2 separate regions of the Homo sapiens genome follow, and region 1 is linked to region 2. The links are chromatin loops, found by intact Hi-C in ENCODE. Cell type or tissue: PC-3. All regions are shown on one strand. Each heading gives the region's core, and the rest is flanking DNA. Links, peaks and the distances in the headings are about the cores only.

Evidence for each region. Hi-C counts contacts between places; a loop is a spot of excess contacts. Peaks named below come from ENCODE experiments on the same cell type or tissue, not always from the same donor. Only the 100,000 strongest peaks of a DNase experiment are listed, where the experiment ranks them.
Region 1: a loop joins it to region 2, with 5 times the contacts of the local background. A loop is called at or near these places in 2 of 110 quality-filtered maps.

The regions. Positions count from the first base shown.
Region 1 is chr4:183,277,179-183,292,606 of GRCh38, forward strand. WWC2 (WW and C2 domain containing 2) reads left to right here. Exons shown (of 23, transcript NM_024949.6): 17 at 3,598-3,719; 18 at 5,530-5,728; 19 at 7,048-7,212; 20 at 8,789-8,881; 21 at 12,215-12,457. Among named protein-coding and RNA genes, the nearest start is that of CLDN22, 35 kb to the right of the region's middle. In PC-3, for the core only: no CTCF peak of the experiment used is centred there; no DNase peak of the experiment used is centred there.
Region 2 is chr4:183,327,766-183,343,193 of GRCh38, forward strand. It overlaps LOC124900894 (small nucleolar RNA U13), which reads left to right and starts at 1,533; the gene lies at 1,533-1,636. RefSeq lists an enhancer at 6,946-7,115. In PC-3, for the core only: no CTCF peak of the experiment used is centred there; DNase peaks (open chromatin) are centred at 6,496 and 7,766; H3K4me3 peaks cover 263 bases; H3K27ac peaks cover 3,461 bases.

The sequences.
Region 1 (15,428 bases), core at 3,122-11,121, 51 kb before region 2:
GTCCGTGTGATCTCATTGTTCAATTCCCACCTATGAGTGAGAATATGCGGTGTTTGGTTTTTTGTTCTTGTGATAGTTTACTGAGAATGATGATTTCCAATTTCATCCATGTCCCTACAAAGGACATGAACTCATCATTTTTTATGGCTGCGTAGTATTCCATGGTGTATATGTGCCACATTTTCTTAATCCAGTCTATCATTTTTGGACATTTGGGTTGGTTCCAAGTCTTTGCTATTGTGAATAATGCTGCAATAAACATACGTGTGCATGTGTCTTTACAGCAGCATGATTTATAGTCCTTTGGGTATATACCCAGTAATGGGATGGCTGGGTCAAATGGTATTTCCAGTTCTAGATCCCTGAGGAATCACCACACTGACTTCCACAATGGTTGAACTAGTTTACAGTCCCACCAACAGTGTAAAAGTGTTCCTATTTCTCCACATCCTCTCCAGCACCTGTTGTTTCCTGACTTTTTAATGATTGCCATTCTAACTGGTGTGAGATGGTATCTCATTGTGGTTTTGATTTGCATTTCTCTGATGGCCAGTGATGGTGAGCATTTTTTCATGTGTTTTTTGGCTGCATAAATGTCTTCTTTTGAGAAGTGTCTGTTCATGTCCTTCGCCCACTTTTTGATGGGGTTGTTTTTTTCTTGTAAATTTGTTTGAGTTCATTGTAGATTCTGGATATTAGCCCTTTGTCAGATGAGTAGGTTGCAAAAATTTTCTCCCATTTTGTAGGTTGCCTGTTCACTCTGATGGTAGTTTCTTTTGCTATGCAGAAGCTCTTTAGTTTAATTAGATCCCATTTGTCAATTTTGGCTTTTGTTGCCATTGCTTTTGGTGTTTTAGACATGGAGTCCTTGCCCATGCCTATGTCCTGAATGGTAATGCCTAGGTTTTCTTCTAGGGTTTTTATGGTTTTAGGTCTAACATTTAAGTCTTTAATCCATATTGAATTGATTTTTGTATAAGGTATAAGGAAGGGATCCAGTTTCAGCTTTCTCCATATGGCTAGCCAGTTTTCCCAGCACCATTTATTAAATAGGGAATCCTTTCCCCATTTCTTGTTTTTCTCAGGTTTGTCAAAGATCAGATAGTTGTAGATATGTGGTGTTATTTCTGAGGGCTCTGTTCTGTTCCATTGATCTATATCTCTGTTTTGGTACCAGTACCATGCTGTTTTGTTTACTGTAGCCTTGTAGTATAGTTTGAAGTCAGGTAGTGTGATGCCTCCAGCTTTGTTCTTTTGGCTTAGGATTGACTTGGCGATGCAGGCTCTTTTTTGGTTCCATATGAACTTTAAAGTAGTTTTTTCAAATTCTGTGAAGAAAGGCATTGGTAGCTTGATGGGGATGGCATTGAATCTGTAAATTACCTTGGGCAGTATGGCCATTTTCACGATATTGATTCTTCCTACCCATGAGCATGGAATGTTCTTCCATTTGTTTGTATCCTCTTTTGTTTCCTTGAGCAGTGGTTTGTAGTTCTCCTTGAAGAGGTCCTTCACATCACTTGTAAGTTGGATTCCTAGGTATTTTATTCTGTTTGAAGCAATTGTGAATGGGAATTCACTCCTGATTTGGCTCTCTGTTTGTCTGTTGTTGGTGTATAAGAATGCTTGTGATTTTTGTACATTGATTTTGTATGCTGAGACTTTGCTGAAGTTGCTTATCAGCTTAAGGAGGTTTTGGGCTGAGACAGTGGGGTTTTCTAGATATACAATCATGTCGTCTGCAAACAGGGACAATTTGACTTCCTCTTTTCCTAATTGAATACCCTTTATTTCCTTCTCCTGCCTAATTGCCCTGGCCAGAACTTCCAACACTGTGTTGAATAGGAGTGGTGAGAGAGGGCATCCCTGTCTTGTGCCAGTTTTCAAAGGGAATGCTTCCAGTTCTTGCCCATTCAGTATGATATTGGCTGTGGGTTTGTCATAGATAGCTCTTATTTTGAAATATGTCCCATCAGTACCTAATTTATTGAGAGTTTTTAGCATGAAGGGTTGTTGAATTTTGTCAAAGGCTTTTTCTGCATCTATTGAGATAATCATGTGGTTTTTGTCTTTGGCTCTGTTTATATGCTGTATTACATTTATTGATTTGCGTATATTGAACCAGCCTTGCATCCCAGGGATGAAGCCCACTTGATCATGGTGGATAAGCTTTTTGATGTGCTGCTGGATTCGTTTTGCCAGTATTTTATTGAGGATTTTTGGATCAATGTTCATCAAGGATATTGGTCTAAAATTCTCTTTTTTTGTTGTGTCTCTGCCTGGCTTTGGTATCAGAATGATGCTGGCCTCATCAAATGAGTTAGGGAGGATTCCCTCTTTTTCTATTGATTGGAATAGTTTCAGAAAGATTGGTACCAGTTCCTCCTTGTACTTCTGGTAGAATTCGGCTGTGAATCCATCTGGTCCTGGACTCTTTTTGGTTGGTAAGCTATTGATTATTGCCACAATTTCAGATCCTGTTATTGGTCTATTCAGAGATTCAACTTCTTCCTGGTTTAGTCTTGGGAGAGTGTATGTGTCGAGGAATTTATCCATTTCTTCTAGATTTTCTAGTTTATTTGCGTAGAGGTGTTTGTAGTATTCTCTGAGCATCATTCCTTTTACTGCTTGTAAGATTCTTCTTTTTCTTTGATTTTTCAGCAGTTTCACTCTGATATGCTAATGTGATTTTCTTTTTGTTTATACCACTGAAATTCTTTATCATTTCATTCAGTTATTTTAGCATATTATTCATAAAAACTTAAATTTTTCTCTCAATGCCTTTAGTGTATGGATCATCTGTGGGTTTGCCTTATTTAGCTATTGTTTTTCTTGACTTTCACTCTTTAGTTCCTAATGAAATACTGGATGTTACGTATGAGAATAACTGATATCTTCCTCCAGAGAGGATTTTCTATTCTTCTGAAAGGCAAATGACAATATGGGTAGCTTACCTGAATCATGTGGGGATGTGAATTCCAGTTTTACTCTCCATAAGACTGAATGGGACAATGGAAATATCTGCTTACTATTTTAGCCTGATAGCAGCTGTTTTTTTTTTTTTTTTTTTTTTTTTGCTTTGTTTCTCAGCTTCTTGCTCTGCATATAGGCAGCTTAGGAATGGCAAATGCCATGACAGGAATATCATGTAGAATATTGAGCTCACTTTACAGTTCATTTTCTCTAACCTCTTGTGAGTTGACTGCCTTGGTAGTCCTGAACTCAATTTTAGTCTTCATATCCTACTGACACTGCCACTGTTCTAGGCAGCCACAGTCTGTTTAGCCCATGTACCTCACCACTAGAATTGACAAATACGCTAAGGGAAAAGAGTGGCCATGGCTCACCTTATTATATTTCTGTTCTACCTGGGATCTTGGCCCTCTAGTCCTGATTGCCTTTGTTGCTCTTCATTGCTTTAAAACATCTGAGAGGTTTTGCTTGTTTTGGGTTCTATTTTATTCAGCTTTCATATTTGTTTTCAGCAGGAGAGTTGAGTCGTCTTTACAGATAGAAGTGTAAATTCCCATCTGCTGAGTTTTTAAGTCATTTTTTCAAGTATATTATGTTAATTGCCGTATGCTTTACATTCTTCAGGATGCAGTGTCAGCCTTACTTGCAAGAACATCAGCTGAGTTGTTAGCTGTGGAACAAGAATTAGCACAAGAAGAAGAAGAAGAATCAGGACAAGAAGAGCCAAGGGGCCCAGATGGAGACTGGTTAAACACTTATTTCCTTTGCTGTTGGGAGCTCAAAGATGATGTGTTTACACGGCTTACAGTGAAACCTTTGTAGGCTCATGCTTTATTCCAGAATGATGGAATGCACTGCACCTTCAGGAAGCTGTGCTAGGAAAAGTCTTTCCTTGGTCATTAGAGAGTTAAGGAAGTAATGGCAAGATTATGGGCAAAGTTAAAACATTAGCCAGATTCTTTGTTCTTGTTTCGAGTAATTTTAAAACACTATTTTCTGAGCCTTTTTTTTTTTAGTCTAAACTTGATTTTGAAAGGTATGGTAGCTTATTGTAGAGTTATAGATAATTTTAAAAGTGACTCTATTTTTCTTTTAACTACCTGGAAGTACCATTTAGGCTCTAGTAAGACAAAGCAGGTATTTAAAAAACAACTTCTGAGTACTCATTTCTCTGTTACCACTCTTACCTTCTTTTTCTGTGTCCTTCCCTGTATCCATACCCAATCCTTTAAAAAGGGGAGGCAGAGGGGGAAGTTATTACAGTTATTGTCCAGGTTCATTTATATATAAAGAGCTCTCCTTCCTGGATTGTACTGTTTCTCTTAAAACAAATTTTAGTGAATATTTCACTTTTTAAGTATATATGTGAAATCATTTGAGTTAATTTTTAATATATAGTTGTTTATACTGTTATGTTTGGTTGAACTACTGTTAATACATGTGCATATACATATATAGCATGCATTTGTATGTGTGTATATAGAAAACTTTTTAGAAACTTAGAGTGACACGATATATCATAAATAACGCAGTCATGGACATTTGGAAGGAAGAGCTTCTACTGTGATGTAAAAAGATATAGATATACTTTGTCCTTATAAAAAGTCCTTCATAGTGAATAAAAATCACAGCACTGCAAAACAAATAAATACGAGAGTGATTATAAGGTTCATTATAGTATCTTTAAATAGTAATTCTCATATATGTAAAATACAAGTTGTTTCACACATATTTCCAAACAGTACTCTTAATATGTAAACAAAGGAATTTATAACTCATAGTAGTCATTAATGGTTCCCCTTGTGTTCACTTCATGGCTAGACATTTATTAACTAGTCTGTGCCAGTTTGTCATTATGTCACCAATCAAATTAAAGCTGAACATTTAGTTATCAATGGAAAGAATGTCTGCATTCGGAGAACATGAAACTCAACAAAGTATGAGATGTTCTAAACCATCCTAGTACTCCTGCTTTATATATTCCATATAAGCTGTATTTATATTCTGGAGCACCACTTATACCACTTATAATGCCACTTCAGCCCATGCCAGGGCTTTTGTTAAAAATGAGCCTTCTGCTAGTTCAGAAGAAAAACTTCCTTAACGTAGGATTCTCCCTGCTCGACTGTGAGTACACTCAATAAAATGAGGATTTAAAATCCTTATTTCTGTATTCACTGTCATATGATTAATTTTACAATAAATGAACAACGAATACCAAGTTATTTTATAGTGAGTGTCAATATTTTTAAATGCTAACATTAAACTCTATAATGTGATTTTCAGAATATGTCTATTTTGATATCTAGAAGTTAGGTTAAATTTCATGAGTTTAACTTTTTAGTACCACATTATGGTGATTTTGCTGCAGGTTACTAGAGGGTGAAGAGAGGATTTTTTTAAATGAGACATTTAGTTAAAAACCCCAGCCAAAGAAATGGCTTGGCTCATTGTGTGAGTCTGTTTATTTCCCAGATAACAACTTAGCATGCCCAGGTTGCGTGTTCATGGAGCATGCCTGCCTACCAAAAGTGTTTTGTTTTTGTTTTACCATAGGCTAACAATGCTAAGAGAGGCCTCTGATGAAATTGTGGCTGAAAAAGAGGCTGAAGTTAAATTGCCAGAGGACAGTAGCTGTACAGAAGATTTAAGTTCATGCACTAGTGTGCCTGAGATGAATGAAGACGGGAACAGGAAAGAAAGCAACTGTGCCAAAGACCTCAGAAGTCAGCCACCTACTAGAATACCAACACTGGTGACTATTCCGCTGTGCTGTCTTAAAACTGATACCTTACAGGCACCATGTGGACTAGGGAGATGCTTGTTTGTCTCCTTAGGTGTAAATTCCATGTCAGGATTTTGTGCCAAAAGCTGATCGTGAAAGGCATATGTGGGAATAGGCTCTAAGAAGCATCATAAATGCTTTAACGTTTTAAAATGGGCCCAAGATATTCTCCACTTATATTTGGAGAATATATAAGAAGAGAAATAGTGCTAGTTACTTTAAATCTATAAATATTCTGTGAATATTAAAAGTATTTTCTGAATTCCTAGGAGAACAACAGGGTGTCTTGTGTCAAGTTCCGTATATGTAGTAAGTTTTATTTCCATTTCAAACATGAAGTAAACATTTAAAGTTCATTTTGGTTAGGCGATGCCCTGATTAGAAAAGTGACAGGTGACTTAGTTTAGGCACAAGTGCCAACCAAGTTATTAAACAGGTAACTTTGCTAGTTAAGTGAGAGATGTATTGAGACTGTCAACCCCATATGGGGAAAATATTTTCAAGCTTCATGGATGCTCACACACTGGGGATATTGGTAGTAGAGTTTAGAAAATTATAATTTTGTATTCCTGAGAAAATAATATTATGCCCTGAGAACTTCCTTTCTCAAAGGAGCAAACTTTCATCAAGAGGCAGGTTTGGAATCAAATTATACCTATAAGATAAAAAATAGACATCTGCCTATGCCTACTGAGTTTGTATTTTGAGAAACTTCCATTTTTACTTAGGTTTTATTTTTGTTACATTTCTAAAGATCCAGTAAAAATACAACTCAGCTTCACAACAGTTATGTTTATACATGTATAATTGCATATTCTATTTAAACCTACAAGTTTGTGGTATATTTCATTTTCTTATATTTAATTATCTTTATCATTTATTTGGAAAACAATGTAATCAGAAAGTTGAATAAAGTTTAATGATGATATGTACCCAAATAGGATTCTTTATAGAATCACTTTAAATCTAAACCTTCATTTTTATGTTCAACCCTTTGGAGGCAGCACCTCTATTTATGGTGCTTGTTGGACAGATATCACACGGCCTGCTGTGCAGAACTTCCTAAGAACTTAGTACAAAACCATTCTTGGTAGAAAACTGAAGAACAATTCTCCCCAGAAGTACTTCAGAAGTACTATAGTCTGTAATGCAAAGCCTTTCTCTTAGGAGTGGCCATAGTGCTCCATGAGTCTCTGTTGTAACATTAGATATTTTTTCTTTCTTAGAAGAAAGGAGCATAATGTTTACACATCTTTCAGCTCCTGACAAATTGTTAACTTCTCTTATAGGTTGACAAAGAGACAAACACTGATGAAGCCGCTAATGACAATATGGCAGTTCGCCCCAAAGAGCGCAGCAGCCTGAGCTCTAGACAGCATCCGTTTGTGAGGAGCAGTGTGATAGTGCGCTCACAGACCTTTTCTCCAGGAGAGCGGAACCAGTACATCTGCAGGGTAAGGTGGCAGTGCTCGTGGTGAGGCGCTGGGACTGCAGCTTCTTCCCTGCTGGTAGGGAGTGGCCTGCAAAGGACAAGAGACTGTGCACTGGGAGTCCACATGACAACGACAAATGCTAGAAATGCTGTAAAACAGATGTAGAATATCACGTGCTTATGGTCCCTTTTAGTTTGTTTGTTTTTCCATCAAATTTAATGCCTCCTTGGTTCCAATGTGATTTATTTGGCAAGTAAGCGAAGTTTAAGGATCTGAGTGCTGAGTATTTGTACGTTATTTGGACTTCGGTCTGTATTTAGAAACATAAAGTGGTTTTTTGAGATACATGTGGTCTGTATATTTCTGTTCTATATCATATGTCCTTCAAACCATGTTTGTCTTGTTGAACTGAGAACTGTGAATTGCATTTTAGATTAAAAATCCTCTTTTAATAATGCTTATAAACACTGAATCACATCCATAGTTCTGTGAAGAAAATTATGAGATTTGTATCAGTTTGCCAAATTCTACTTCTAGAAGTATTTCTGATTTATCTAGTAAGATAGACATAATATTATAAACTGGGTTAGAAATACTTTTTAAATTCTAAATTTATTCATTCAGTTCAACACATTTTTATTAAGCACCTGCTTTTAAGCATTTTCTTAAATACTTGGGATTCATCTAGAAACAAGAGACCCAGAGCCCTGCCATTGTAGAGTTTACATTCCTGTGAATCGAGCCAGACCACAAGCAGTAAATAAGATGAACAAGCTATGAAGTATCTTGGAAGGGGATCAATGCTATGGACAACAGTAGTGCAGGGGGTTGGGGGTGATACGCAGGATTCAGAGCAGGCTGCATTTCAGTAAAGATTTGAAGCAGATGAGACAGTGAGTGTGGGCTATCTGGGCCGAGAGCGTTCTAGATAGCACAGACTGTGTCTCAACTCTGACCTTGAGCTCTGCTTCATGCAGACCTTTCTTTAAAGAAACAAATATCATGTATTAGCTAAAAATACAAAGGATAATTTCATTTCAAAAAATATATAAGTACCTTAAACATATGATTTTTAATAGCCACTACCAAAAGGCAGCTATTCAGATTATTTGCAGGCACAGTGGCTCATGACTGTAATCCCAACACTTTGGGAGCCCGAGGAGAGCGAAACACCTGAGGTCAGAAGTTCGAGGCCAGCCTGGCCAACATGGTGAAACCCCATCCTACTAAAAATAGAAAAATTAGCTGGGCATGGTGGCGTGCGCCTGTAATCCGAGTTACTACAGAGGCTGAGGCAGGAGAATTGTGTGAACCCAGGTGGCAGAGGTTGCAATGAGCCGAGATCACGCCACTGCACTCCAGCCTGGGTGACAGAGTGAGACTCTGTCTCAAAAAAAAAATACATAAATAAGTAATTTAGGAAAATGAAGTTATTTAACAAAATAGAACAGGAAAAACTTGTTTGAGGGGATTTTCTTAAAGAAATAAACTCTTAACTATGACTACCTGCTTTACTTGGTAAATGTCTCAATCCCAAACTTCCACTTGCACTCTGTTTGATATGCAGTGATTTTTTTTTTAAATCTTTTGTTGCCAGTTAAATCGGAGTGACAGTGACAGTTCAACCCTGGCTAAAAAATCACTGTTTGTGAGAAACTCCACCGAACGCCGCAGTTTGAGGGTCAAAAGGGTATGTATTCCCTCAGCCACGTCCCACTGTCCCTGGACCAGTCCAGAATTGTCACTTGTGCAGCACAAACTCCAGAACTACAGAATGAATGTCAGTGCTCCATGCGCTTGGCCTACTGAATGCAGCCACTGGGATACACAGAGACGCAGATGCCATGGCCACTATGGAGATGGGGGGGTGTGAGGGCATTTATTCATCATTGGTGTGGAACCTGTGATGGTTAAGGCTGGAAATGCGGTTTCAGTATCTCTGGAGAAGGGGCCTTCTGAGCCTGCAGGGGTATCAGACGATGGTAGAACACATTTCTGATGACTCTGCATACCATGTCCAGGTCTTGAGCGATTGTGGGAAGGGGTGTAAGACCTGGTACCTTTTCTGAAGGACACACATTCTGGTAAAGGAGGAACACACAGTTTTTGTAGCTTGCTTACACAGATATCTTTAGAAGGTTAAAACTCATGTGGGTGGGCAGCTCGGGTGGCATTTTCCTGGAGGTCATGGGTCTCTGCATGAGCCTTAAGGATAAGTCTAAGAGAATAAATGAATTAACAGGTTGGTCTGTTCAAGTAGTTCAGAAATTCCTGTTTACTTGCTAACAGCTGAAATACTAAAGGAAAATATTTGTTTACTGTGATCATTTTGGCTTAAAATGTGTGGTTCGGTGACTACAGAGCACCACATGTGCTGAGCTCTGTTGACGGCGAACTCACACCCTCAGGAGTCCATGGTCTAGAGGAGGACACAACACACACAGGACTGTCACAACTGTGCCGGGTATGACAGGGAATTAGCCCATCTGATTGAGAGTCAGAAGGGCTCAGTTGACAGCAGTTGGGGGGTCTCCACACTTGAATACAATTTCAAAAAGAAAATGGTAGCTTTGGGGCAGGGTGGGGGTGTGATGGATACTGGGCGCTGTGGGTAGGTGGCGTAAAATGATACGGGAGCAGGGACACACGGCATGAGGAGTGTCAGGTTCTGCCAGCAGCTTTGGCACTGTGGACGGGAGGATCAGGCATGATGGCTGGGAAGGTAAATCAGAAGCATTGTCATCACCAGGGCCACTCTGGTCTCATTCTGCCATGTGCAGAGTAAGAGATGCCTGGCCAGGCAGCAGTGGGCGCCCCTGGTTTAACTTCCTTGTTACTTGAAAGGCATAAAAGAATATTTTGTTTTTCTAAAGGCAGATGAGATGTGCTAGCATTTATTCAGCATTCGTCATTTTCAGGAAATTCTGAAATGTTGATTTTTCAGGTTACCAAACTTTATGCCTTAAAAGCACCTAAATTTTTATCATCTTGAATGAAAAGTCTTCTCAACTCCTTTCTAAGTCACCTGCCTTCTTAAGCAGCTCATACTCTCAGGGGATAGTTTCACTCTTCAGATAAATATTAACCAAAAGTGTTTATGAATCGAGTGGAGTTGAGAAACGGTTAGGTTACTGATAAACTTAGTTATTAGGACTACTTGAAACAGACAAAGGTTAATCCTGAAGCATATGTAGGAGATGGTTTTAAATGGTTTTTAAAAGTAGACAGATATGGTTTGATAGGAACAAGTGGAGAATGGTATTCTGCTTTAGGAATTACAGCATAAGCAAGGTATAGAGGTGTATGAGGACAAAAGTATCTGCAAAGATGAGGAAAAGGTTCATCTGAATAGAAGAACAAAGCGCCAAGTGTGTGAGTGATGAGGTTAGAGGGGTACCGACCGGCAGAGGTGTGCTGCACCCTCCTCACGCTGGCTCACAAGAGCCAATTGTGCTCGTCTCTTGCCAGTTAAATCGGAGTGACAGTGACATCACAGTCATAGCTTGAAAATGGTGATGGTAGGAGTATTTACCACATAGAAACTGGCCAACCCTACAAGTCAGTGCTTTCTTCTCTCCCAGAGAGAGCCAGTTATTAAACATTTACCAGCAGACTCTTGTATGTGGAGTCCTTAGGCTCTGTGTGCATGACAGCTAGGAAAGATTTCTGATTCCAAAAAGTAAGTAATACAGTCAAAGATAATGTGTGTCTAGATGATTCTTACTGTGTAATGCATTTGTAGAGAGGAGAGGGTACAGGTTGAATAAAGGGAACCTAATAAGAAGAATGTTACAGAAGACCATGCAGTATGTACTGGATGTGGAGGAAGAACAGGAGGACACAATAAGAGTGATTCTGACTTGGGCTAAGGCTCTGAAATCAGCATAGGGACAGACAGGCCCCCTCCCTTCCATCTGGCATGAGCACTACCATTATTTTAGATCTTCAAACTGGAGTACTTGTCAAATTTGAGTCCCTCCTCGCTCATATCAAATAGTAACAGTTCTTATTAGTGATCACTTATTTTGCATTCTGTCTGCCAATAATCTAGGCAAGAAATACCTCCGTGTTCCCCTCTGCTGGTAGAGTCTCACCTCTCACCCAGCCTTGTTTAAAATCCCTTCCTCAAGTGCATGTGCCCTGACCCTGAGTGATCCATCCCCTTCCCTGACTTCCTGTGCACTTCTGCACTCACTCACAGCTTCCTCTCGCTTAAGGCCTCATGTCATTCTGCAGCCGAAGTTTTCAAGGGCAGAGATTGTGTCTTCTCTTCCTAGTACTTTGCCTGCACAGCCCCAGCAGACATTTATTCATATATGTTCAATAATTATTGCTTGATGAATAGGTTAAGATTGCCCCTGGGAAGAGCCATGGTGATTCAGTGGTGAAAGTAAGTAGCACACAATGGGAAATCAAGGAAGGCAACTCAGTTTAAGCATTCTGATTGGAGGAGATAGTCAAAACTTAGCAACACTGTCCAGCTGTATTCAGGCTGACTGTCATGGACATGGTAGGAGTTATGTGTCCTGAAATGGAGGAAACAGAAATGTCTTGCAATGTATTTATTTATTACACTAGGCGGGCTTCATGCAATCAGTTGGTCAGGCTAAGTAAGCCAGGCTGTACTATGGTAACAACTTTAAAAATCTCTGTGGTATAAAACAATAAAGGTTTATTTCTTGCCTAGCTACTGGTTCACTGCAGGTTGGCAGGAGGTCCTGCTCCATGTTGCTCTTACCCAGGGCCCATGCTGATGGAGCCTCCCTCTGTGGTTCTTTGCTCTCCCTCCAGCAGGGGACAGAAATGTGCACCTCTCACACTGGCCTTGACAGCCTTCTGCCAGAAGTAAGGCATGTCTCTCCCACTCACCTGCCATGGGCCAGAGCGAGTTGCTCCTGCCCCTTAGGCCCTGGCTTCTAGGGTGCAAGGAAGCACCATCCATCATGCGCCAGGAAGGAGGGGAAGTGGGGTAACCACTGCCTGTATAACCAGGGTGTTCGTCATTCCGTTTCTAACTATCCAGACGGTTTGCCAGTCAGTCCTTAGAAGAACAACACAGGAATGCCCAGTGCGGACATCTCTAGACTTAGAACTGGACCTTCAGGCATCTCTGACCCGGCAGAGCCGCCTCAATGATGAGCTGCAGGCGCTGAGGGACTTGCGGCAGAAGCTGGAGGAACTGAAAGCTCAGGGAGAGACTGACCTTCCACCAGGCGTGCTGGAGGATGAGAGGTTCCAGAGGCTTCTGAAGCAAGCTGAGAAGCAGGTACGCAGCTCAGGGTCTGTCATCTCGGAGGGGCTTACATCTTTTTTTAAAGCGTGCCATGTAGAAGGTACCCAACTTACACTTCTGTTTTGCGCATAAGTCTTTAGATGTTTTACTACAGCTTGGAACATATTTTTCCCACTGTTATAGGCCCTTTTTTTTTTTTTTCCAAACCAAAAATGTTGAAGGAACAAGGAAGCTGGGAAGGTGGGTGTGGCAGCAGGGGATGGGCGTGGCCAGTAGGGTGAGGGCGTGGCCAGTGGGGGTGAGGGTGTGCCCAAAGGAGAAGTGGGAAGTAGTCATAATTTCTCCTCCATATTGTTCTCCATCTTAACGTAAGACTTGACAAATAAATGCAGTATAAATTTTGGCATAAGTGGGACATTTTGTTTGGATTTTCTATAGATATCTTTTTAAGGTTCATTAACCACATCAATTGTGAAATACATTGCTAATTTTAATGCTACTAAATTTTCACTTTCATTCTTATCTTAAAGAAAAATTACATTTTGCTTATTGACATTCTCCCTTACCTTTCACCCTACAAATAGGTATACTAAAAAAAGATGAAATCACTGATTAAAAAATAGAGTATTTTTGGCTGGGCGCAGTGGCTCACACCTATAATCCCAGCACTCTGGGAGGCCGAGGCGGGTGGATCATGAGGTCAGGAGTTCAAGACCAGCCTGGCCAAGATGCTGAAACCTCGTCTTTACTAAAAATATTTAAAAAATTAGCTGGACGTGGTGGTGTGCCCCTGTAATCCCAGCTATTCGGGAGACTGAGGCAGAGAATTTCTTAAACGTGGGAGGTGGAGGTTGCAGTGAGCTGAGATCGTGCCACTGCACTCCAGCCTGGGCGACAGAGTGAGACTCCATCTCAAAAAAAAAAAAAACAGTATTTTTAAAGAAACTATTTCCATTATTTTGGCACCTACATACTACTGAAATTTTCAAGAATCTGCATACATATGAAATTGATTTACTTTCTCAAGAGTACAATTTATATTTTGGTTTAGGATTGTGTATTCATATCCATATGTAGTAGCAAATAGAATTTTCCACATAGCTGAAATACTAATATTACAAATGCCAAAACATTGTTTTCTATCAGTCCCTTTGGATGGGAATGTAAAATGGATTAGACACTTCCTGAAACTAACAGAAAATCTTGTCTATGATATAAACTGCTCTTTTTGACCCAGAGTTGTTATTTGATCATGTCATGTATAGTACTGTCAGGAAAGTGTGAATCGTCCAGCTGACTGGAACTACTGATCCTTGATGGAACTCAGAAACTAAATGAATGAATTTCAAGAATCAAACTGACACCAGTAATAAAACTTTAAGCAACAAAATGTATTACATGTATCTATCTTATCCCACCTGATAGAAGGAAACCTTCACGTTCAGTAGGACCGGTGTTTGCTCAGTGTGGAGTTTAATGTTAGGCCTTACATTTGCCACAGCAGTGAATACAGGATAATTAGGCACTGTGCTGGTTTCATAAAGGAGATGAGCCAGACACTCCAGGTCTACGAGAGCAGTGCTTCCTGGGGAAGTCATGAGAGGTTTCATGGAGGAGGTGGCACTTGAACTGGCTTTTAAAGTGGGTAGTGGAGCTTCACAGCGGGGAGAGGCCCAGGACTCTCCATTAGTAAAGGTCCAGATGGGCTCCAGACAATGGAGGGCTGTGGGCAGGAGCCTGCAGGAGAGTAGGGCCACAGCAGGTGGAAGGTAGTCTTATGAAATGGAAGATTGAATTACAAGCAGAAATGACCTGCTCTTAGTTTGTAATCTCAATAACCAACATTTTTACTCTCTTGAGTTTTTAACTCAACATTACCAATAATTTCAAACTTTTGGTTGACTTTGACCTACTTTACTGTCATGGAGAAGCATCACAGTCTTTGACTGTTATGGGTCAAAGCCTTCCAAAGCTGAATTGGAGTTTTACAACTATAGATGCAAACAGAACTTTGTGTCTTTGGTTGTTTCTTCATTTCTAGTGTGTCATGATATGAAATTCTAAATTTCTAGATATCAATAATTACTAAAACTATAGGACTTAAATTTTTTTACTTAATATCATAACGCAAAGTTTCATCCATAAATTGCATTTCATTTTTTTTGACTGCTATCTAATCTCCATTGTATAGAGAGAAGCTCAGTAGAGCAAAAAGTTCTTTGAAAAAAATGAAAGGAAAAACAAAGCTCTGGCAAAATTAATGAAGAGAATATACAAATAAAGAATGTTATAAAACTAATGAGGGACAGAACTACAGGTAAATTTGAGATTTAAAAAATAATTACAGCTGAGGTGGGAGAATCACTTGACCCCAGGAGTTGGAGACCAGCCTGGGCAACACAGGGAGACCTTGTCTCTACAAAAAAAATTAAAAAAAAAAAAAATTCACTAGGCATGGTGGCATGCACCTGTGGTCCCAATTACTTGGAAGGCTGAGGTGGGAGGATCACTTTAGCCCAGGAGGTAGAGGCTGCAGTGAGCTGTGATTGCACCACTGCGTTCCAGCTTAGGTGACAGAGTGAGACCCTGTCAATCAGTTATGAAAAATTAAAAAATAAATAAATAATAAATGCATACACACAAACACACAGACACACACACACATACTCCCAGTGCTTTGGGAGGCCAGAGTGCCGAGAGTTTGAGACCAGCCTGAGTGACATAACAAGATCCCATCTCCATGGAAAAAAAAAAAAAGTTAGCTGAGCGTGGTGGCACACAGCTATATAGTCTTGGCTATTCTGGTGACTGAGGCAAGAGGATCACCAGAGGTATGAGGTTGAAGTGAGTTATGATCACCCCACTGAACTTTAGCCTGAGTGACAGGAAAAAACAGTTGAATACTATCAAAAGTATATGCCTACAATTTGGACATACGTCTAGGAAAATCTACTAGAATGGATGTTTGGAAAGAATAAAAAGGATAGAAAATCCTATAACTCTT
Region 2 (15,428 bases), core at 3,470-11,469:
GAGGAAGGGATATGTTTGGAGTGTTCATTTGCTTGTCATATCATAAGTTTATATAATTCAATTTTCAGTGATGGCTGTGTTTACCAACTCACTCCCAGAATTCCTGAAAAATTGACAGCTCTCTGGAGCCGGTGTGAGACAGGTCCTGCACATCCCCATGACAAGCACAGACATTGCACATCCCGGGGAGGGTCCCGGGAGCTGGGGGCAGGACTCTGCAGGTCAGCAAGCTCCTCCAGCTCTTCTCGCACACACTGAGGCTTGTGAGTTTGAGAACTGGGCTATCAGGCTTTACTACCCGGAGCACAGGTCTAAGACCCCTCAGAATCCTCAGCCAAGCCCAGCCACACTGCGGATGCTCAGCCTTTAGGCCATGGAGGAGGCAGAAGGGCAGGCTGGTCTGGATTTTACCAACCCCCCTCCTGTGGTGCCTACCTCTTGATTTTTGCTATTTCGCTCAAGTGACTTGTCTGCAATATAGAGTGGTCCCTTATGTCTTTCTGTTCCAGTCCTCCAAACACCACCAGCTTGGCCTACAAACATTTAGGATGTTGGTGATTAAAAATATATACTGCTTTTGGATTTATAGCACTTACTGGTTACTTGAATTGATCATTTAATTTTATCATTACCAGCCAATCTATTAGTTGAATGCTCCTGAAGCTTTCATCAAAGGGTTTGGGGAAAGAAAAGAGAAAAAAAAAAGTCCAAGTTCTTGCCCATTGGAGGAAAAAAAGAAAGCCAACCAGAGACTCTAAGGAAAAAATATATAAACAAGTATAAACTCATACTTATCTGAAAACTGGGACTTTAAACTTGCAGGCAGTGGCTTCCTACATCAGAGGATCTTTAGGGAACCACCAGCAGAAAGTTCCTCCCTGTGGCCTGACACGTTTTGCCCAGGACATTCAGGGGGTGAATGGAATGATAGCAGGTGGTGGGAGGGGTTCAGCCCAGCAGGACATCACCAGGACAGATCCAGAGGGGTGTGTGCAGACCCCTCCAGAAGGCCTCATTGCTGCTGCCCTGCAGCTCCCAGTCCAGAGGGTGGGGGTCTGAAGACATAAGCAGGATGTCACCTCCACGTAATTACTCTGCTGTGAGTGACTCCAGGGGTGCCCTCAGTCCGATTCGGGTGGTGGCATTTAAGAGAGGAAGTAGGGGAACCCTAGTCAATATTCCCTTGATCTCTGCTTGTGTGTACACTGGCAAGGAGGAATGTGTGGATTTCCAGCAGCAGGAAACAAACCGTTTTCATAGCTGAGTGTGTGGGGGTGGAGTGTTTCTAAAGCCTAGTTATCTCATGTGTCTGTCTTCTGAGGCCCTAACTGAGATTTTATGGCAAACTTTCAAGGTACTAATGCCTAAGAAGTAACAGGAGACAAGGAGACATCGGCTCTCAGTAGTGAAGGGAACATCCTGTCATGCAACAACCAAGGGACATAGGCCAGAATAACGCGTCTCAGTCTGTTCTGTGCTACTGTAACGGAATACTTAAGACTAGGTAATTTATCGGAAATGTATTTGGCTTGATCCTTCTGTAGTTCGTGAGCATGATGATTGGGTGCTCACACACATATGTGAGATGTACCACCCTCAAACCTTGTTACAATGTCAGCACATTACCCATCTGACCTGAAAAAAAAAGAAAGAAAAAGAAACATATTTGGCTCACAGTTCTGGAGGCTGGGAAGTCCAAGACCATGGCACTGGCATCTGGTGAGGGCCTCTGTGCTGTGTCGTGCCATGGCTCAAGGCAGAAGGGCAAGAGAGGATGAGGGTGAGCGGGCAAGAGGGACCCAAACTCGCTTTTATAACCACCCACTCTCAAGATAACTCACTCCCAAGACAAAAGCATTAAGTCCTCCCTGAGTACAGAGCCCTTTTGACCTAATCACCTCTTATAAGGCCCCACCTCTAAACACTTGCACCGAAGATTATGTTTCCAACATATGAACTTTAGGGGACACATTCAAACCGTAGCAAAAGCATAATAATAATAGCCAGTATTTATTAAGCACTTACTGCTTGCTGGGCGTTAGGTTAAGAGCTTTAGCTGTGTTACTGTATTCTCACAAGAACTGTCTGATGTAGACACCATTTTTATCTTCATTTAACAGATAAGGAATCTGAGGCTTAAGTAAGCCAATTAGTTGGCCAAACAATGGTTCAAGGATTGAAGCCTGTCTCACACCAAAGTCTAGCCCTTAATCTTTTATGCTGTATAGAGTGATCTGACACCATTGTCATGGTTGCCTCTCCATTTTGTCCTGAGGCTTTGCTTGCAAAAGTCGGCACTCACTTGGCAAGCACTGTGCCTCCTCCTCGGGCCAGAGTCAGAACCCTGAATGCATCCTCCGGCAGTCGGGGCTGAAGCTGTGGGAAGCACATGCTGGCTTTGTGGCTGTAAAGTTAGAAACTGCTACAGCAGAGGGGCTTGACAGGGAAGGTTATGGGAAATGTCCTAGCCAGGGACTCCATCTCCACCCACTACGCAAATAGAAATGAAAAGACTTCTATTTTGGGATTAACTGGGTTCTTTTATTTGTAAATCCTTTCTAAATATTAATCTAAGCTCCCAACCCTCATGGCTAATGTTTCCTTTAAGTTTCCAGTTAACACATGGGAAAATCATTGCAAATCCGTGACAGCCTTGGCACCTACTCTTGAAGAGGTGGGTGTCTGAGACTCATGGAACCCTAGAGGCAGCCAACACCTCAGGCATCACAGTGCCTTCATTTTCTAGTGAGCTGACGATCAGTGTCGAGACTCTGACCCGGCCTCCAGACTCAGATTCCAGGGCTTCTTCCCCTCTGCTGCGCTGCTGGAATCCACAGCCCCAGCTGGTGCCCCAGCCATCAGAATATCTGCCCTTTTCTCCAGGAGAGAGACTGAACTCCATGCAAACATTAGCCAAACACAAGCCATGTCCTGGAAGGCATGCTGAGAGCTGGCAGAGAGGGGAAGGTGAGAGATGGAAGCGCCTGGCCCTGGGTAGATATAGCAGGAGCACAGGCAGGGCCATGGATGTACCCAATCTGGGGACCATCGCAGGGAGCCCTGGACTTCATGAACAGGAGGACTCTGGTCCTGCTTCCTAGGACGACCTTAAAGAAACATCAGCCTGAAGACTTTGGGACCATCCCAGGCCCAGCCAGGAGTTGAGACATGAGGACTTTCTGGGCACAAAAGTTAAAAATTGAACTTGCACCATCGCCTGAGTCAGCTTTGCTGTGTGCCCTTCTATCTGGAGCACTTATGTTGCACAACTCCAGGGAGCAGCATTTCCATAGAACACAGTGTCAATCCCATCACTTTCATTCTTTCTCTTTAACCAGAAAGACCAACTGTAGAAAAGGTAAGGTGTTGGCCACTCATTCAACAAGCCTTTGTTGGGCATCTAGTGCCAGCCTCAGGGCCAGGCCCTGGTTATACAGTTAACAAAGTAGTCATGGTCCCTGCTTTCATGGAGCTTGAAGTGTAACAGAGTTTGGCAGAAAATACGTATACAATGCCTAAATGAAACCAACTATGGGAAAGACATCAATTGAATACCCACAAGCATCCATGCCCTGGGCTTCCGGGACCTGCGGCCCCCAGCCTGGCAGAGTCACTACCCTCAGACACTCACCAGGGAGAAGTGGGAAATCCCTCCTGAGCCGGGGAAGGGAAAACTCTGCTTCAGTCAGACCTGCCCCCTGAACCTCAAGGAGCTCAGGTCACAGGCTTACAGACCTTTCCAGAACAGTGAGCCTTCCTGGGAACCCATCTAAACAGCTGACCATGTCCCAGAGACTTTAGTGCCGCCTGGAACTCTGGAGGATGTGACGTTCCAACTTGAAGCAGCTCAGGATGTCCAGTACCAGCATGTCTAAGTCTGGGGTGTGGGAGGGGCCGTGGAGGGGAGGCCTGCCGTGGGTCTCCTGTTGACATGCACCTGCGGCCGCCAGGCTCCCGTGTGCCACAAACACAAGCGCTCTTTGCTCTCTCAACAGGTTGTTCCATTCAGGTTTTTTGAAAACAGTGCGCTAACCGGGTCTGAAGGAGGTCTCTCTCTCAAATTCCCCTGCAAAGGAAATCATGGGATTGCAGTGAGACTTTGTGTCATGGCCTTCTCTTTCATAAAATCCTTGTTGTCTGTAATACTCCTGTTTCCAGCTCAGAGGCTGCTCCCAAAATCAACAGACTTCCCACCCAACTGCAGAGCCCGCAGGTCAAACTCCCCCAAAGAGGATACTATTTTACCCAGTTGAGGTAAAAGAGCCTTTGAAAGTCCCCACCTAATACTCATAAAAATGGTCTTATTTCAGAGTTATTACACGGATTTCTCCCTCAAGAGGATGAAACTTTTCCATAAATTAAAGATTAATTTAATGCAAATGGAAGACTTGGCTCTGAGATTAGAAAGACCTGGGTTCAAATTCTGACTCTGCTACTTAAATCTATGTGGCCTCCCTCGGGTGACTTAACTTCTCTGAGCCTGTCACCTAGTCTGTAAAATAGTGATAGTAACTGTGCCAGCATTCACGTGGTGAGACTGGGGATAGCATAGGAAAGTCTCACAACACATAGTAAGCTCTCAATAAATGAGAGTCCCTATTTTTATTTTGGATTTGGTTTTTCAAACCCATTTTCAGAGGCAGCTGTGAAAGTGCATTTCATCTGCGAGTGGGTGGTTTGTTGTGGTACACTGGCTGAAACAGATGCCCTTTTCCTGTCTTTATGCAACTGGATGCTTCTAAAATTCTTTTTTGTGCCATGGAAAAGGCTTGCCTGCCCATGGATCGCTCTTCCTCCTCCTCCGACATGAGCGAGTGCTTCGTGCTTCTCTCTCTAGGCTGCTCCCTCCCACACTGTACCGTCCATGGCGTTTGTGCTGAGTTCTCACTTTCCTTCAGACTGAGAGGATCAGATACCCTGGTCAGTGACCGTGGTTCCGGTCCACCTGCTCGACCTGGGGCTGCGGCAGGGAGGCTGGATTCAGAGGCAGTGTTTCTTGCCAAGTTTCCCTCAAATCCTGCTATGGGAGAAGAGCTGTGGGTATTATCAGCACAAAGATTCCCACCAACCTTCGCTGGAAGAAAAATATAATTTCTAAGAGGAGAAACACTGAATAAAGAGATTGTATATGTGAAATACTTTGCACCTGTATCTGAATCTTTTCATCCATCCATCATCCATCCATCCATCCACCTATTCATCTATCCATCTGTCCTCCCATCCATCCATCTGCTCATCCATCCGTCCGTCCATCCATCCATCCATCCATCTGCTCATCTGTCCACCCATCCATCCATCCGTCCATCCATCCATCTGTCCATCCATCTATTCTTCCTGCATTACGTATCCTTGTGTTGAATTCCTGTAATAAGCACATCACACACAGGGGATCAGGGATGGAGAAGAGGGGTCCTCTCTGTCAAGTAACTCACAGAACGTTCAAGAAGGCAGACGAGGAAAGAGGCAACTGCAATACCGTGTGACAAGCGTGAGGTGAGGGAGGAGGGAGTGGGAGAAGATACTGAGCACTTGGCTAGGACACGTAGCCTGTGCGGCACCACCAGGGAGGCTTCCCAAAGTTGGTAATTTTTCATGTCCATGCAAAGCATGATGGGAGCCATCAGAATTTAATGCCACGCAGAGAGGAGGGAACGGACAACACAGGGGTAAGGAACAGCATGTGCGAGGCCCAGAGGCCACAGCAGATTCCCAGGCTGGGGGCCAGTGGCAGCCACAAGGCAAGGGCTGGGCTCAGGGCTTCTCTTTCTTTTTTGGGCCATCAACCCCTTGTGCAACTCTGTGAGGTTTATGAGTCTCTTTTCAGAGTCATGTTTTTAAATGCATAAATTAAATACACAGGATGACAAAGGCAACCAATGACATTGAAATACAGTAATCACAACATTAAAAAAATAGTAATAGATGTCATCTATTAACACATTAAATAACAAGATCTAGCAAAGGGGCTCCAAGTACCATGGTGTCTCAGTGGTGAAATGTGTAAATATTTCAAGGTATTGTCAACAACTGCCATGTAATATGAAAATATCTGTAGTTTCCACTGGTGTCAAAATACCGGTGCTCCTAGACCACATGGTTTATTGCCCACATTCCTAATTAAAGAAAATGCTAAATTTCAGTTTGAAGTTAGTAGAAAATGTAATTCCTCCTCCCCACCATTTCCTATTCCCAAGAAGTCCTTTCTTCGCATTCACGGACTCCAGCCTCACAAACCCCTGGTCCTAACTCAGTCAGCTCCTCCTGCCACAGCTCCTCAGTCACTCTGGATTCCATGACCTCAACAATCCCAAATGCGATCATTGACACATTTGTGTCACTGTCCTTCTCGCCTGTGGGCAGGAATTGCGTCTGTCCTTTCACTTCTGTGAATCCAGAGCCCATCAGAGCAAGTCTGCACACATTAGATACTCAGGAAATGTTAAATGAATGAATGAGTCATGTCACACCAAGGATTGTGGACTTTGGACAGGGATTTGGGGGTAGAGATTGGAGTGGCATGATGAGATTTACTATGAATTTCAGAGCGTGACAAAATCAAATCTCTGAGGTGTCCCGTTTCTACCGCATCTATTGTGGCTCAGGTGAGGCAACTGCAAGACAAACAGGAAAAGATAAATAAATCTTTATAATAAGGAAAAGATAAATAGATTTTATTTCACTTGTGGGATTCATGCAACTCCTACCTGAATCTTTAATAACAATGGAAAAAACCATGATCCTGTGGCAAAGAAAAGAAAAAACACCTTCTTGGCCAATTTTAAGACCTGCTGTGGAAAAACAAAAGTGCTTTAAGAAATAAACATAGAAGTAAATCTTTAACAACCAGAGAGTTAATTTAATGCCATGCAGATATTACAAAATATGAGATACAGCTTTAATGTGTCATTAGTTTTGAAACTCAAAAAAAACAAACAAGAATGGACTTTGAATGATAAGAATATGTGTTAGTGTTTCTCGAACTTGAAGAATTTACAGAGAAATAGTTTTTAGGCTTTCATAATATGCTCATGAACCCCAGTTTGAGAAAACACTGACTTAAGAAACTTAAAGTCTTTTTATGAAAATATTAAATATAAATTACCATTGTAAGTTTTCTCATTATATTCTTAGAATTGCTAATTTAAAAAAAACTAAAATAAAAATATAAAATTAAAATCTTGCAGCTATCCAGGCATCTATGATTCCCAGAATGAAGAACTTTGTATTTTAGAAAATTATAATTACAGTAAATAGAATATCTAGTTGCCTGAGAAATAGGTAGTTGCCATTTTCTTTGATGTTGTGATATACTGACAAAACTTATATTTTAATTGTAAGTGGCTGCAACTTAAGGGAAAAAGAAAATAGTAGAATCAAGAGATTCTACTTTTACTATTAATTTATAATTTCTATCTCACCTAACCTATTCCTCTAAATAATCTGAAATTGGCTAAAACAATTATAAATTCTGCAAAACAACATTGTTGCAAGAATTTTTAGTTTATTGATTTACCTCTTCTCCACAGAGTATGTGCAACTTTAAAATTTTGAAAATTAAAAGTGATTTTTGCAACCATCTTTGATATCAAAGGCATGATAAGTAAACTCTTGCTTAAGTGAAGACTAATATGCATCTTGTCTAAATTATTAAATAGAAAGATATTGTCAATGTATGTGTCATCATTGTAAAAAGTTAAGTGGTTATGGACGGGAAAATCACATCTGTTCTTACCAGTTCATTCTTGGTACTATGACTCATGGCTGATTATATGTCTGCTGTCCCTGCTTCCTGTTGGAGGAAGTTCTTGAAGGAAATGACCATATTCTCTTCCTTTCTGGAAAGTTCTTTCCATTCCTGACATAGTTGGCTTTTCTGAGACCATTTTGCAGTGACCACTGCCAAAACAAGGCTTTGACAGTGCAGCTTCCCACTGCCTGGCAGTGCCCACACCTCTTCCTCTCTTCTGCTGCTAACTAAATACTTGACAGCTTTGGCCTGGGCCACCCACTGTCTTACCCTTCTTGCTCTTAGACTTAGCTTTCAGCACAGTTCCCAGCTCAGCTCACTTTTTGTTCGTTTTTTGCATTTCCTGCGATTGTCTCAGGTTAGAATTTCTGCACCCACCCCTAACCCAAGAAACCCCACCTTTGGCTCCCCATGTGTCCAGAATCTAGGAACTGCTCATCACTGTGTGTGAATTAAACTGAATGAAGCGTGGTGATGAGAGGACTCGGGGACCTAAAATGCATTGTGATACATGAATATTTTGTAAGGGCTTTTTAGACCGACATAGTAAAAAAGAAAATTTGCTTCCTCACAACAAAGTTTTGATTTATCGTTTTTGTTTATTTTTAATTTTCTAGCCTCATTCCATAAGGGGATGCTGAGGTTGCTGGAAAAAACTAGAGCCTGACGTATGTTAGGAAGAAATTATTTTAATTTTACTAAAGCCAAAAGATAACCATAGAGCTGGTTGCCTGCCAGGTCCCAGAGCACCTCCCTTCTCCCCCACTTGGGAGTCAGTCTCAGCCATCTCCACGGTGTGGTTCTGGAGTAAAGAGAGCCGGATGGCTCATGTGTCTCAGAGATTTCACAAAGATCTGGTTCAACTCAGGATTGTGACAAACCATAGGCCCTGGTGGCCACTGTAAATATAAGGGTTAATTAATTCACCCTTTCATCCTGTGACATATTCATCCATTCTCTCAACAAACCGAGCCATGCCCTGGGTACTGTACTAAGGCAGATACCGAGATGGGTCAAATGTGGTTCCAGCCACCATGATCCAGTATGACAGGCGTGAAGAAGAGGAAGGGCAGGGTGCTATGGGAGCCCAGAAGGCAGCTCCTAACCCAGAAGGGGAGGTCAGGAGTGAGCTTCCTGCAAAAGCTGATGTTTAAATTAGAGGATTTAACAAGAAGAATGAGATGGAGGAGGCACCCAGTCAGAGGAACAGCAGGTCTGAAGGCTGGGAGGCGAGAACCCCACAGAGAAACAGCAGGTCTGAAGGCTGGGAGGCGAGAACCCCACAGAGAAACAGCAGGTCTGAAGGCTGGGAGGCGAGAACCCCACAGAGAAACAGCAGGTCTGAAGGCTGGGAGGCGAGAACCCCACAGAGAAACAGCAGGTCTGAAGGCTGGGAGGCGAGAACCCCACAGAGAAACAGCAGGTCTGAAGGCTGGGAGGCGAGAACCCCACAGAGAAACAGCAGGTCTGAAGGCTGGGAGGCGAGAACCCCACAGAGAAACAGCAGGTCTGAAGGCTGGGAGGCGAGAACCCCACAGAGAAACAGCAGGTCTGAAGGCTGGGAGGCGAGAACCCCACAGAGAAACAGCAGGTCTGAAGGCTGGGAGGCGAGAACCCCACAGAGAAACAGCAGGTCTGAAGGCTGGGAGGCGAGAACCCCACAGAGAAACAGCAGGTCTGAAGGCTGGGAGGCGAGAACCCCACAGAGAAACAGCAGGTCTGAAGGCTGGGAGGCGAGAACCCCACAGAGAAACAGCAGGTCTGAAGGCTGGGAGGCGAGAACCCCACAGAGAAACAGCAGGTCTGAAGGCTGGGAGGCGAGAACCCCACAGAGAAACAGCAGGTCTGAAGGCTGGGAGGCGAGAACCCCACAGAGAAACAGCAGGTCTGAAGGCTGGGAGGTGAGAACCCCCAACAGTGGATCTACAGCTCTCCAGACAGGATCATCTTCTGCTGACCCTGAGAATCTCCGCCATCAAAAACGTTCATGGAACTGAGGCCACTTCCTGTCTGGGGGCACCCAGCTGGGAACCCTGTGGCTTAAAACCTCCCTCCGCACAGACCTCCTGGGACTCAGGCAGCTCGCCTGTGTCTGGGCGAGAGGTCATTGCTGTAGGGGAGATGTTGCTGGAGGCAGTACGAGGGGCTTAGCCTCAGCGCACATCCTGAGTGGGAGAAGGAGGGGCAGAGCCAAGCTCCCAGTCCCTGCGTAGCTTCCCAGAGTACCCCCATAAGACAAACAAAGCCCCATTCTAACCCACTCTTCCATGTAATCCAAGCTGGGCCTACCACCCTCAACCTCCTTCCAGAAGGTAAGGAGGATCTTACTGTTTGTACCCCCAGACTAATAGAAACAATTCTTGCAGTGTCCCCCCAGGGACCAAATATGTGGAGTCCACATTCACAGAGCATCTGGGGTGTCCCACACACGTGAGGCCCAGGGCTCCCTGCAGTGAGTCTCGTGGTGTTGGGAAACCGCAGCCGGGCACTGGCTGGCTTGCCTCTTAGTTGACCCTTTATTCTCCTCCGGGTGTGGCTGGCTGCATGATTTCGGGCTGGGATCCCGACACAGACCTGTGGACATCTGGGCCCATGCCAAGTTGGTGTATTTCAAACCCCCAGCAATGACAGAAATGACAGAAATGTCACTTAAAACAATCTCCTGTCTATTAAGGTAGCACAATTTTTTTTTTTTTTAAAGAATAAAGCACAATACTGGCAGGACTTTCAGGAAATAAGCATGCCCATATGTGATGGCTTCTTATGGTGTTCCTTTCTTTCTTTCTTTCTTGAGAAAGATCAGACAATAATGTAACAAGAGCTATGGAACTGTTTGGCCCAATAATCCCACTTTTGGGAATACACTACAAGAAAATAATTTCAAAGAAAAAAGCTAATATGTACAAATAAATACACAGCAGCTGCAACTGCACACGGTATAAAACTGGAAACAAACCAGACAAACAATAGAGGAAAGAGCTAAACAAATTATGGAGTGCCATGAAATACTTTATGGCCATTGAAAATGACAAGGACAGGGCCAAGTGCGGTGGCTCACCCTGTAATCCCAGCACTTTGGGAGGCCGAGGTGGGTGGATCACCTGAGGTCAGGAGCAGAGATATGGTGAAACCCCCTCTCTACTAAAAATACAGAAATTAGCCGGGCATGGTGGCGGGCGCCTGAAATCCCAGCTACTCGAGAGGCTGAGGCAGGAGAATTGCTTGAACCCAGGAAGTGGAGGTTGCAGTTAGCTTAGATCACACCATTGCACTCCAGCCTGGACAACAAGAGCAAAACTCTGTCTCAAAAAAAAAAAAAAAAAAAAAAAAAAGTAAAGAAAATGACAAGGAAAGGACCATTTTGACGCATTAACGTTGGAATATTTAAGCAATGATACAATGTAAAGCAGCACACGCATGCTGCATGGAACTATATTTTTGTAAATGCTTAAGTGTTCTACAAACATAACAAGATAGCCTAAAAGGAAATAAGTTGAATTTAAATGTTCACTAGGTCCTTTCTTTGCGTTGCTCAAGTTCATCATTTACAAAGCACAGTTTTCCTTTTTTTTTTGAGACGGAGTCTCGCTCTGTCGCCCAGGCTGGAGTGCAGTGGCGCGATCTCAGCTCACTGCAAGCTCCGCCTCCCGGGTTCTCGCCATTCTCCTGCCTCAGCCTCCCGAGTAGCTGGGACTACAGGCACCCGCCACCGCGCCCAGCTAATTTTTTTTGTATTTTTAGTAGAGACGGGGTTTCACCGTGGTGTCGATCTCCTGACCTCGTGATCCGCCCGCCTCGGCCTCCCAAAGTGCTGGGATTACAGACGTGAGCCACCGCGCCCGGCCACAAAGCACAGTTTTCAAAAGCAGATGTCTCTTTAGAAGGACAACAACCCAAAGGATGGGATCCCTGGGACATGGCCGGGGATGCGCTGTCAGAGCATTCGTTTGCCAGGTCACTTTGTCTCTGACTTGCACGTCATATTTGCACACCTCCCTCAGCCAGAATGCATGCTCCTCTGTTCTCCAAGCACAGCAGTCCAGATGAATGCAAAGGAAGTGGCTTTTCTCATCTCCGCTGCACGTAGTGCCGGGCAGGAATTGACAACAGGGGAGCAGGAAATTTTCCATTTGAATTAGAAGGCTAAGATGTCCCCTACCTTCTCTGGGACAATTGGTCCGTCTGGGCTGGCATTTGCTGTGTGGAATGGAAAGGAGTTATGCTGGAGGAAGTGAATGAGCAACAACCTCATATCAGGGATATTTAAGGTCTGACAGCTGAGAAGCTCATCAGCAACAATCCTGGTGCAAATTGGGAGCTTCTGGAAACAGGGACCACCAATTCTCCTCTCCCAATTTTATTATGATTAGGTCCCAATCAAAAGATTATTTGGGCCGGGCACCGGGGCTCACGCCTATAATCCCAGCACTTTAGGAGGCCGAGGCAGGTGGATCACCTGAGGTCAGCAGTTCAAGACCAGCCTGGCCAACATGGTGAAACCCTGTCTCTACTAAAAATACAAAAATTAGCTGGGCGTGGTGGCACACACCCGTAATCCCAGCTACTGGAAGGCTGAGGCAGGAGAATCGCTTGAACTCAGGAGGCAGAGGTTGCAGTGAGCTGAGATCGCACTACTGCACTCCAGCCTGGGTGACAGAGCAAGACTCTGTCTCAAAAAAAAAAAAAAAAAAAAAAGGAGAGAAAGAAAGACTATTTGGGAACAGCTTTATTGAGCTCTAATTCACATATCATACAATTCATCCATTTGAAGTGTTCGATTCCATGGCTTTTAGCATATCCCAGAGCTGTGCAATCATCACCACAACCAATTTTAAAACATCTCCGTCACCCCTCAAAGAAACCCAGACCCTTCAGCCCTCACTCCCTCATCCTCCTCCCATTACCCCCACATCTAGGCTACCATGAATCCACTTTCTGTTTCTATAGATTTTCCTGTTCTGGACATTGCATATAAATGGAATGGTACAATATGTGGTCTTTGTACTTCTTTCACTTAGCGTAATGTCTTCAAAGTTCATCCAGGTTGCAGCCTGTAACACTACTCCATTCCTCGTTATGGCAAAATAATATTGTGTTATACGAGGAGACCGCATTGTATTAATCCACTCATCAGTTGCTGATCATTTGGATTGTGTCCACTTTTTGGCTATTATTAAGAATGCTGCTATGAACCTTTATGTACAAGTTTGTGGGTGGACGTATGTTTTCATTTCTCTTGGGTGTATGTCTAAGGGTGGAAGTTCTGGGTCATATCGGAGCTCTATGTTTAGCCTTTGGAGGAACCACTGAATTGTTTTCCAAAGTGACTGCACCACTTTGCATTCCCACCAGAGTGTATGCGGTTCCCATTTCTCCCATCCTCACTAATACTTGTTATTATCTGTCTTCTTTATTCTAGCGGTCCTCGTCACTGTGCAGTCTCACGGCAGTTTTGATTTGCATTTCCCTGAGGATGCATGATGTTGAGGACTTTTTCATATGCCTGTTGGCCATTTGTGCATCTTCTCTGGGGAAATATCTATTCAGATCCTTTGCCCATTTTTAAATTCGGTTGTCTTTTTATTATTGAGTTGGAATAATTATTTATACATATTTTAAATGCAACCTCTGTATCAGAGATGTGATTTGCAAACATTTTCTACCAGTTAGTTTCTTTTCACTGTTTTCATGGTGTCCTTTGAAGCACAAAAATTTTGGTTTTGATGATGTCCAACTTGTCTATTTTTTCTTTGATTGATTATACGCCAAAGACTCTTGCCAGGCTTGGCCCTATGGAAACATTCTGTGCGGGGTTTTGGAGGAAATTTAATTTAATATAAAATGTAATTTAACTTAAAACTCCTATATTGCTATCATATTATAAATCCAGTTCGGGATTTAGAAATGTATAAACTCTGTAAATATGCCACTTACAACTCATTAGACTTTTAACTTACAATGCTCCAATTCTTGGAGAGGAACATTTTGAATAATGGAGAATACTTCTTTTCCCCACAGCAGCCGGGGGCCTGACCCTCCATTATCACTTCTCTTAATAACTTCCCAGAGCCTCCACCAGTATCAAAAGATGTCCCAAGTACCTCTCAGAATTTAATATACATATACATTTCTTCCCACAATTTCCACTTCTAGAAATTGATTCTGAAGACATTCTTACAAAGATCACTATTCAAGGATGTTCACCGCAGAATTACTTTGTAAAAGGGAAAACATAAGCCTCATCTAAACCTCCATCCATAGAGGACTGAAGAAATTAAAATTGTAGTATGGAAGTCTCTGGAACAGTTTTAAAAGGTGATGGATCTTTAAGTGTTGGCTTCAATGAATATTCACAATATATTGTTTACTTAAAAAAATAGAGGTAAGGTATGGAAAATATACACTATATATAGTTTTTTTTTTGTAAAAAAACTAACTTGTTGGGCATTCACAGCTTTTTTTTTTTTTTTTTTTGAGATAGTCTCACTCTGTTGCCCAGTGCAGTGGCACAATGGGCTCACTGAAACCTCCGCCTCCCGGGTTCAAGTGATTCTCCTGCCTCAGCCTCCCAAGTAGCTGCGATTACAGGCATCCGCCACCACACCCGTATAATTTTTGTATTTTTCGGAGAGACACGGTTTCACCATGTTGGCCAGGCTGGCCTCGAACTCATGACCTCAAGTGATCTGCCCGCCTCAGCTTCCCAAAGTGCTGGGATTACAGGCATGAGCCACCGCGCCCGACCCGCATGTCGGTATTAATAGCAGATAACCAAAGTGTGCCAAGGAAATATGGCTTTGTCTCTATTTTCATAATTGACCCAGTCTTCTTCAGGGCCCCCCAAGGAACAGAACTTACATTATCTGGGTAACAGCTTTTCACTTTGCTCCAGTTTGAACAGTCTCTCTCAGTTTAAACCGGTCTCTATCCAGTAAGTACTCAGTCAATTCCAGCTTCAAGTCCCCAGGAGGGGTGTTCCTCCGCTCCCTTCCTCCTGCTGGGAGCAGGGGCGAGCTCCTGGTCCTCTGGACTCTGTGGGCCCCAGGCCAGGGTGGGTCCCTGTCCCCCTCCCGCGGCAGGGCAGGCGGTTCTGTCCCTGGGCGCGCTGCTGCTCTACCCTGAGGGAGATCAGCCGCTCCTGTCCCCAGGACCCCTTGGCCTCTGCACCTGGCACCTGGGTGTGGGGCTTCATGGCTGTTTTCTTGAGATGCTCAGGGCCTGGAAGTCCCCCTTGCCTCACAGGCCCCCTTCGCCTCTCACTGGTGCTGCCGCTGCACCGCCAGGTCTGGCTGCACCCGGAGGACGGAGAACCCCACGCGGCCCGGCCCCGGGGCCCACCCTGCTCTCGTGGCTACGCCCCGCTTCTCCCACGGCCACCACCCTCTTCCCCCGCCCCCCTCCCTGGTGGTGGCCTCGCACGTGGCTTTTATTCCTCTCTTCCTCCCCTGGGAGGGGCCGCGCGCAACCCTCACCCAGGCCCTGGGCTCCCTCCCTCCCTCCTGCAGGGCCGGCAGCGCAGCTGTGCTGCTTCCAGCCTTGTTTGTTTTAAGCTCTTGGCGCCCCTGGAGGGGTCCGTGCCAGTCGGCCCTGGTCCTGACTCTACCTAGCAGGGGACTTCTGCTTTGCGGGACACGGCTGACTACAGCCCCCTGACCCCCAGCCCACGTGTCCTGACGGCCCC